2 separate regions of the Homo sapiens genome follow, and region 1 is linked to region 2. A link is a contact called in ENCODE Hi-C or POLR2A ChIA-PET data. All regions are on one chromosome and are shown on one strand. Each heading gives the region's core, a stretch centred on a gene start or an enhancer-like site at or near the end of the contact. The rest is flanking DNA. Distances are from core to core; before and after follow the strand shown.

What was found. Hi-C counts contacts between places; a loop is a spot of excess contacts on that map. ChIA-PET counts read pairs that join two places held with the same protein, here RNA polymerase II (POLR2A). Pooled maps may share reads with other maps.
Region 1: a pooled map shows a loop between it and region 2 (3-fold over the local background). The contact joins the enhancer-like site here to the promoter of METAP2 in region 2. A Hi-C loop is called at or near these places in 1 of 37 single-sample maps with no recorded cell type and 5 of 50 pooled maps. POLR2A ChIA-PET finds 5 or more read pairs at or near these places in 1 of 52 experiments (GM12878).

Annotation. Positions count from the first base shown.
Region 1 is chr12:96,499,313-96,503,671 of GRCh38, reverse strand. It overlaps CFAP54 (cilia and flagella associated protein 54), which reads right to left. Exons shown (of 68, transcript NM_001306084.2): 2 at 2,733-2,838. Among named protein-coding and RNA genes, the nearest start is that of CFAP54, 12 kb to the right of the region's middle. RefSeq lists an enhancer at 1,824-3,023. Within about 2 kb of position 2,456, at least 26 of the 41 ENCODE cell types and tissues checked have a DNase peak (open chromatin) inside an H3K27ac peak, as active enhancers do; they include GM12878, where a contact is called at or near this core.
Region 2 is chr12:95,471,462-95,476,155 of GRCh38, reverse strand. METAP2 (methionyl aminopeptidase 2) reads right to left here and starts at 2,004. Exons shown (of 11, transcript NM_006838.4): 1 at 1,826-2,004; 2 at 1-85. The coding sequence starts at 1,976. RefSeq lists an enhancer at 1,788-2,187.

The DNA.
Region 1 (4,359 bases), core at 1,207-3,706, 1.0 Mb before region 2:
TGTGAGATGGGACCATCATGACCACAAGGATGAGAATATTTACTATGGCACTGTGCATGGTAATACCTACAAATACTCAAAACCCAGGTTCCAAAATTCAGCATCATCAGATCATGGTAACCCACATACCTAGAGAGGTGGATGAGTAGTCTTGCTTCTCTGATACCTCATAGGCTCGAAAAAGAAAAGAAACGAAGAGCGAGCGAGCGAGAGAGAAACAAAGGAAGGAAGGAAAGAAGGAAGGGAGGGAGGGAGGGAGGGAGAGAGGAAGGGAGGAAGGGAAAGGAAGGAAGGAGGGAAGGGAGAGAGGGAGGGAGGAAGGCAGGAAGGAAGGAAGGGAAAGAAGGGGAAGGGAAAGGAAAGGAAAAGAAAAGGGAAGAGAAGGGGAAAGGAAAGGAAGGGGGAAGAAAGGAAGTGAAAGAGAGAGAGAGAAAGAAAGGAAGGAAAAAAAAGGAAAGGAAAGGAAGAAAGAGAAAGAAAGGGAGGGAAGGAGGAAGGAAAAAATAAAGGGAGGGAGGGAAAGAAAGAAAGAGGAGAGAGAGAAAGCGAGAAAGAAGGAAGGAAGGAGAGAGAGAGAAAGAAAGAAAGAGAAAGAAAGAAAGAGAGAGAGAGAAAGGAAGGGAGGGAGAGAGGAAGGAAAGGAAGGGAGAGGGAGGGAGAGAGGAAGGAAGAGAGGAAGAAAGAGGGAACCAAAGAAGAGAAAATAAAAGAAAAAACTGCAGAGTGAGGTGAGCTACTTGCCTCTCTTTCATCTGTCAACACTCTAAAGCTGCATCAGGACAAATAAAAAGCATCTGAGCAGTGGGATTTTTATTCATTCAAATTCATGCTTATGTTCCCATTACAGAATCAGATGCCCCATTTCTGTAACCCACAGGGCTCAGTTACCTGGAGGGTTTCAGGGCAGGGGACATAAGCAGTGCTTTCAAAATGAGTCACTTGCAACCCTTCCTCAGCTCCCTCCCCCACAACTTCATCCCCAGGAAAAGCAACTGCCCAAGGTTGAACTGGCTGTCCAGTTACCTAGCCCCTTGGGAGGCATCTTCAGTCAAACACTGTTTTGTTTAAATTTCTATTAAAGATTTGTTTTTGCTCACTAATCCTGAATCTTTTCTGCTCTAACTTGAGTCATATAATAAATTCAAATCTAGGTTTAAAAAAAATTTTCCACAAGATGATCTTTACTACAACTAAAATAAAAATAGAGCCTAGAAACCAAAGTAACAAGTTCATTTTCAGAATTATAAATACCTTTTTTTTTTTTTTTTTTTTTTTAGGGACAGTGTTTCGCCATGTTACCCAGGCTTGTCTCAAACTCCTGGGCTCAAGCAAGCAATCTGCCCTCCTCAGCCTACCAAAGTTCTGGGATTACAGGTGTGAGCCACCATGCCCAGCCTGGCCAACATTCCCTTCAGTGAAAAGTAGATAAAACTTTTTCTTTGTTCCTTTAATTAAATATTAAAATATCCTATCTAGGCCTTTCTATCTAAAACATTCTGAATCCTTAGCTACCAGCCATCTTTAACTTGCTTTATCAGCTTCTAACATACACCTCTCTCCTCCCTCCACTAATATCCACTCCACCCACACAGACATTTCTCAAACAACCCTACACTGTGCTTTTTATTTGTATTACCAGCTTCTTATACTGAAAAGTGTAAGGATGGAAAGGGGGCTATCTTGTAATTCTTGTCAAAACTCTTATTCCACTTACATGAATAAAGCTTCCAAGTTGAATCTCACCCAGGTTTCTTTTCTGTAGCTTACCAAGCCCTGTATTTTCAAGTTTCTAAGACCCATGGTCCATTTATGTGGAACTATGGTTATTCTCTAGTTTTGGCAGAAGAAAATAGATCTTAGTTCTTCATTATGAAGTTCCACCACTCATATCCTCTATTTGGTAAATTTGTCTCCCAGACCAAGAGGATTAAAGTCCAGAAAACAGAGAGGGGAAAAATGAAGTTGAGAAACTGAAGATTGAGAAAACACTGAACACTGCCCACGGCTGGCCTAAGATCCCATTGTCTGACGTTCACATAACTTAGAATAATCTGGACCTAGGCCAGAGTTTAAGGGGGAAACTCACATGATCATTAATGGAAAACCCAGCCATGCTGTGGTCTCAGCAAACCAAGTCCACCGGTCCACAGCATTCCAAGCCCTAGACATTCAGGTAGAACTAAAAGAAGGACACAAACTCATTCTGGAATACAATACTGAGCAAGAAACAGGGTATGTATGGAATGACTGTTATAATTACATACAGCAAAACATTAAGAAAGAGTTGAAAGAGTTTAATAAACAGGGCACTGAAGCAAGCAACAGAGCTGCAAGGCCAAGAGCCCTGAAGGTTGACCACTGGGCAAGGCCAGCCATATGAAAAACAACAGGAAGTGGTGTCTGGGCTCCTTTGTATAAGGTAGGAACACGATGATTCAGCATTTCCTGTTGTGTGCCTACCACACCCTCTGTTAACCCGGCCACCCTCCTGCCCATCCACAGCCAGCTGCCTGGCTGTTCAGGAATGTCTCACCTCTGGGAAATCTCAACTACAAAATTAAAAAGCAACACTTTTTTGGTTACTGTGCCTTATTAAAATTTTTATGTACTCATTTATTTTTTTCTAAGAGAAAAATCAAAACATGTAAAATAGGAAGGGTATCAGACTAAATACTGTAATAATAATTAGCCAAATGAACTTCTTTTTGGCTCTTTCCTGCAGAGGCACTTACTTTCATTTGACAAAGGCTATCTCCAACCTTCAGAAGCTTTTCGTTGTAATAGTCTGCTGGCAGCCTGGGGGCGTATTTAGTCCAGATATTAAACAAAGAAGTGGCACTGTAAAAATCATAAAATAAAACGACATTGTCAAAGTCTGCAGGAAACCCCAATTAATTTGCAAGCAATCCTTTAAAACTTACCTTATGCTAAAGCCTTTCCAATGTGCCTTATTGTTAATGTCCAATTATTAATAATAAATGTAATTACAGTTAAAATTATTGCTTCCTATGTACCAAGCATTGATTGCAGCCCTTTACATATTTTTTTTAGATACTTTACTTCATAGAGCAATTTTAAGTTCACAACAGAATTGAGCAGAAGATTCTGAGATTTCCCATATATACCCTGTGCCCCCAAACATGCACAGCCCTCCCCATTATCAACATCTCCACTAGAATGGTACCTTTGTTGTGATGAACCTACATTGACACATCATTATCACCCAAAGTCCATAGTTTAGGGTTCACTGTTGGTGTCATCCATTCCATGAGTTTGGACAAATGTATATAATGTCTATCCACTGTGAAAATATCAGAGAGTAGATTCACTATCCTAAAAATCCTCCGTGCTCCACTTATTCATCCCTCCTTTCCCGCTTAATCTCTGTTAACCACTGATATTTTTACTGTCTCCATAGTCATGCCTTTTCCAAAATGTCATAGTTGGAATCATATAGTAGGAAGCCTTTTCAGATTGGCTTCTTTCACTTAGCAATATGCATCTAAGTTTCCTCCATGTCTTTTCATGGCTTGATAGCTCATTTCTTTTTAGCACTGAATAATATCCCATTGTCTGGATGCATTACAGTTTATTTATCCACGCACATGCTGAATGACATCTTGGTTGCTTACAAGTTTTGGCAATTATGAATAAGGCTGCTAGAAATACTGATGCGCACGGTTTTTTTTGTTTTGTTTTGTTTTGTTTTGTTTTGTTTTGTTTTTGAGATGGAGTCTTGCTCCTGTCACACAGGCTGGAGTGCAGTGGCACGATCTTGGCTCACTGCAACCTCCACCTCTGGGGTTCAAGCAATTCTCCTTCCTCAGCCTCCCGAGTAGCTGGGATTACAGGCGTGCACCACCATGCCTGGCTGATTGTTGTATTTTTAGTAGAGACAGGGTTTCACCATGTGGGCCAGGCTGGTCTCAAACTCCTGACCTCAGGTAATCCACCCGCCTAGGCCACCCAAAGTGCTAGTATTACAGGCATGAGCCACCGCTCCCAGCCCGATGTGCAGGTTTTTATATGGACATAAGTTTTCAATTCCTTTGGGTAAATACCAAGGAGCACAAGGGGTGAATGTTATGGTAAGAATATGTTTAATTTTGTAAAAAACCACCTGTCCTCCAAAGTGGCTGTACTATTTTGCATTCCCACCAGCAATCAATGAGAGACTTCATTGCTCCACATCCTTACCGGCATTTGGTGTTGTCGGTGTTCTAGATTTTAGCCTTCCTAATAGGCATGTAGGGTATCTTATTGTTGCTTTAATTTGCATTCCCCTGATTACATATGATGTGGAGCATATTTTCATATGTTTATTTGCCATCTGTATGTCTTCTTTGGTGAGGTGTCTGT
Region 2 (4,694 bases), core at 755-3,254:
TTATCTTCCAATGCTGATCTTTCCAACTGTCTTGCTACTTCATCCACTGAGGCTCCTGATTCTTTATCAGGTTCCTGTTCCCCTGCTGATCAAAATAAAATAGCAGAAATCAAATCTAATACAGACACTTTCCCACTAGAATATGCTCTAATGATCTTGGAAAACTTACAAATCCTTTCCTCAGGAAACAAAAACAGAAACATTATTGTGAACATAACAGAATTCGTTTAATGACAGAAAAATCTTCCATACCTACACAGTATTGTCCATTCATTAATTTACTCAACAAAATATCCATTACACACACTAGCAGCTAAAAGATAAACAGCGTGAACTGGTCTCTATCCTCAAGTAGTTTAACTTGTAATAGTGGTCAGCAATTAGACTTAACAAATACTTAAACACCAGATAGGTAATAAATGCTGAAGGCCTTAGGAAAAAGATTCATGTGCAACACCCCGGGGCAGCCTGGTTTCATGAATAAGGATATCACGATGGGCTGGGTAAAGTCAAAATAAATAGGCAAAGACAGTCCATTACTAAAAAACTAAAACGCTCAAATATCTAAGCACAAGACCAGGCCCCTGCTCTGGAAGTGATTATAACCTACCTATAAGAGCAATATGTTACATGCATTAATAGTATCAGGTAGCACGAAATGAAGTGACATTCTGGCTACTGGAGAGAATTCATATTAAGAAATACAACTGTTAAAAATACATTAGGATCAGTCAGCTTAACACCTTACAAGACAAACAGCAGTGTTTGAATTTCACTCGAAATCCAGGAACAGCCACCAGAGTAACAAATTTTGCTCTGGAAGAGTTCCAGCAACGCTACAACTCTCCTTCCATTCCTATCTAATCAAAATTTCAGAAAGATGAAGATTAGCTCTCTTCGACCTCTCTCAATTCCATCTTAATCGCTTCTGACTTCTCCATTTTCTGTTTCTCTGGCGATTTTAATTAGAAACAAGTAAAAATAATTTTTATTAAGGTGAAGGAGCTTGTGCAGCAAAAACACAGACTTCTCAAAATATGTAAGTTCCTAGTTCATAATATCCAACTGTAAACTCTCAGCAGTTCTCCTTGCCTTACCAGTGGATTTAGAGGTTAAGACCTCAGAAGTTCCATTCTGAGCCACAGAATATCCTATCTGCACTGCCTGCAATTGGTATCATAATTCAGGTCTAAAGGCCCTAAAGCTTGGCGATGCTATGGGATTAGGCAGGTGAAAATTCGTTATCACCACCACAAATTCTGCAATTAATGACATGAGCGCGCGGGCAAACACACATGTACACACACCCCAAAAGTGCAGGCTGCAACAACCCCAACGTGAAACGGGATAGTGGGAGGAGGTGTGCTCTCCATTACATTTGCCCACCCCCAAAGAAAATAAGTCCTAGCTTGCTCCAGCAAACCAGCAAAGACGCGGCAATACGGATCAGAATCGGATTTTTGAGGCGGCGGCCAAATCGCGCGAAAGATGGTAGGGCTGTGCTCTGCGCACAATCTCAAGACCGTGCCACGATGTGCGTGGGAGCTGAGTTCTGGTAATACAGGGGCTCGGGCCCAGCGACCCCAGAGGTACCACACGCCAACCTCAGGCACTCTTTTCTCCCCCACCAGCCCTCTAGTCCCACAGGAGGAGATGACGCCTCTTCTCAGACTAGGAATCTATAGCCCGGCTTTGCCACCCTGTCAGGCCCAAGAATCAGTCTAGTCGGGGCTCTGGGGCCCCGGTCCCGGCCCCCTCAACGGGCCTGAGCCAAACAGTTCAGCCGTTCCCGGAGGGGACTGGGAAAACATAAAACTCTCTTTACCTGCAGAAGGCCCTTTGCTCTTCTTCTTCTTTCGTCTTTTTTTCTTGGCTGCTTCCTCAGCCGTAGAGGCAGCTCCTTCTTCCCTGTCGTCTGGATCCAGGTCGCCATTCAGGTGGCTCCCGGAGGCCGCTACCTCCTCCACACCCGCCATGTTGCCCGAGAGAGCGCGAGGGAATGAGACAGAGCGGCGAGGGCCCCGATCCTTCTCCACCCGCCTACACCAGCCACGCCGGAAGCTGCTCTCGATGGTAGGGACGCAGGGAATGCTGGGACGGCGGAGGACTCAGCTGAGGGTGTCGGGCTAGCTTCGGGCCGGGCGTGCAGGAGTCTCGGCTTGGAGCCCCGCCTGGCTGGAGTCGACTGGGGCCAGACCCGACTGCTTCGTCCGGTGCCTCGGGCATTCCCGAAGCAAATCGGCAAGCGCAGGGTGAAGTTTAAAGGGGAAGTTGAGCTCTAGAGTCAGCCGGAGATACCTGTGGAGACGGGCAACCCGCCGTAGCAAGCGGCGTCTCTGCTGGAACGGAAATATTTTATATTTGCGTTTTTATAAATCACACAGGCAGTGGGGAAACGGGCTAAGAAATGTGTTCACTTGTACACATTTCTATTGTCATGACTCCACATATCTCTTAAATCTAAGAGATTTAATCAAATCTGCGTTGACATTCACAATCACAGCTCTCCGCGAGGCTCTGTAGGCACTGGAGAGAATTTTGGAAGCTGGAGTTCCGTGTTAGTTTATTGTACTACTCAACCCCGGACGGTTCAAGATGGGAACCCGTCACACTCCGCTCACTTTCCAATTCAGGACAAGAATGACAGGTTTTAACACACGGGGACACGGTCTCTCTCATTAATGCAAAAGATCACACTCCGTTTTCTCTATTTCTGGTCACCTTTCTTTTGGATTTAGGACGTTTCACCAGAAACTAATTGAATTTTGCCCATTTCTTTACTTCTTATGTTTTGAGCCTCATGTTCAAACCGCAGTTTGAGATTTAGTTTGTGGCGTAAGTGGATTGTGATTGGCTGCCTGCACCAACTCCTTCTCAATTTCTCCTGAATATGGCTTTGTCCACCTGGAGAGTTTAGGTGTTTTCATTAGTTTTAAACTAGGCACCAAGCTTCATGGGCATCAAAATGTCGTTAAGAGCCTTATTGCCAGTGAGTTTACAGTAAACCTCACACAGGCTCTGACTGCAGCTGCATAAATGTACATTCTCTGTCTTAAAGCTTCAGGCAGCACCTATCCAATAGTAATAAAAACTGTTCCTCTTATTCTTGTACAGATCTTTATCTCTTTAAATCTATCCCTATTTAGATTTTAAATTGTTTTCCCTAGTTGATTGCTGGCAATATAAAAGTTGGTAAACCGGCCGGGCGCTGTGGCTCACGCCTGTAATCCCAGCACTTTGGGAGGGCGAGGTGGGCAGATCACAAGGTCAGGAGTTCGAGACCAGCCTGGCCAATATGGTGAAACCCCGTCTCCACTAAAAATACAAAAATTAGCCGGGCGTGGTGGCAGGCGCCTGTAGTCCCAGCTACTAGGGAGGCTGAGGCAGGACAATCGCTTGAACCCCGGGGGAGGTTGCAGTGAGCTGAGATTGCGCCACTGCACTCCAGCCTGGGCGACAGAGCGAGACTCCATCCCCCCCAAAAAAGTAAATAAAATAAAAAATAAAAAGTTGGTAAACCAAACATAATACCACAAAAATAAAAATAGAAGTAGCTTCCATGTGTCCAAAATCCTTTAAAATGCCCGGCAAGACCCAGCCATATCTACTTCTCCAATGTCTCCACTCTCTTACTATTATAGCTCCAGCTCTCAAAGCTCTTTCTGACCTTGGAGCATTTCAAACTCACTGTTACTTTTATCTGGGCTGCTCTTTGCTTGGCTGACATATTCACTTATTCACTCATCCATCCATTCGTTCAATGCCTACTATAAACCTAGATCTGGCAATATTTAGAGAGCAAAAACAGAGATGATCCTTGTCATCATAGAGCCAGTTAACAAAAATAGACATCAAGCAATGATGCTAATAAAAGCAAATTTACAACTGCTGCTATGAGAGCATATTACAAAGGGACTTGCCTAGGTAGGATGGCCTGGTAGAGTTTCCTGAGGAAGTAGCAATTAGGCTGAGATCTGAAGGATAAATAGGCAAAGGGGAGGGGAAAGGTTTAGAGAGAGTATTTTTTTTTTTTTGAGACGGAGTCTCGTTCTATCACCCAGGTTGGAGTGCAGTGGCCTGATCTTAGCTCACTGCAACCTCCGCCTCCCAGGTTCAAGCGATTCTCCTACCTCAGCCTCCCAAGTAGCTGGGATTACAGGCGCCCACCACCACACCCAGCTAATTTTTGTAGAGACGGGGTTTTACCATGTTGGCCAGGCTGGTCTCAAACTCCTGACCTCAGGTGATCCACCTGCCTCAACCTCCCAAAGTGTTGGGATTACAGGCATGAGCCATTGCGCCTGGCAGAGTATTCTTGGCAAAGGGAAGGTAAAGAAAAATTTAAGAGGTATTTAAGAGGAGACATGGATTCTAATACTAGAATGGTCATTTGGCTATAATTTTGTGACTCTGGACAGCCCATATATTTTTGAGCCTTGATTTTCTCATCTGTAAAACAGTAGGGAGTATAACACATTTAAAGAACTAAAAAACATCCAGAATGGCTGGAATGCAAAGAGGTGGAGAAGGGAGTGAGTGTGATGAGATGAGACTAGAAAGGTAAGAGCCTTGCAGGAAGGAAAGGGTAGGAGAGCTGACAGAGCCTTTTAGATCATACTAAGGGCTTTATACTTTGTCCTAAGAACAATATAAAACTCTTAAGTATTTTATTTTACTTTTTTTATTTATTTTTC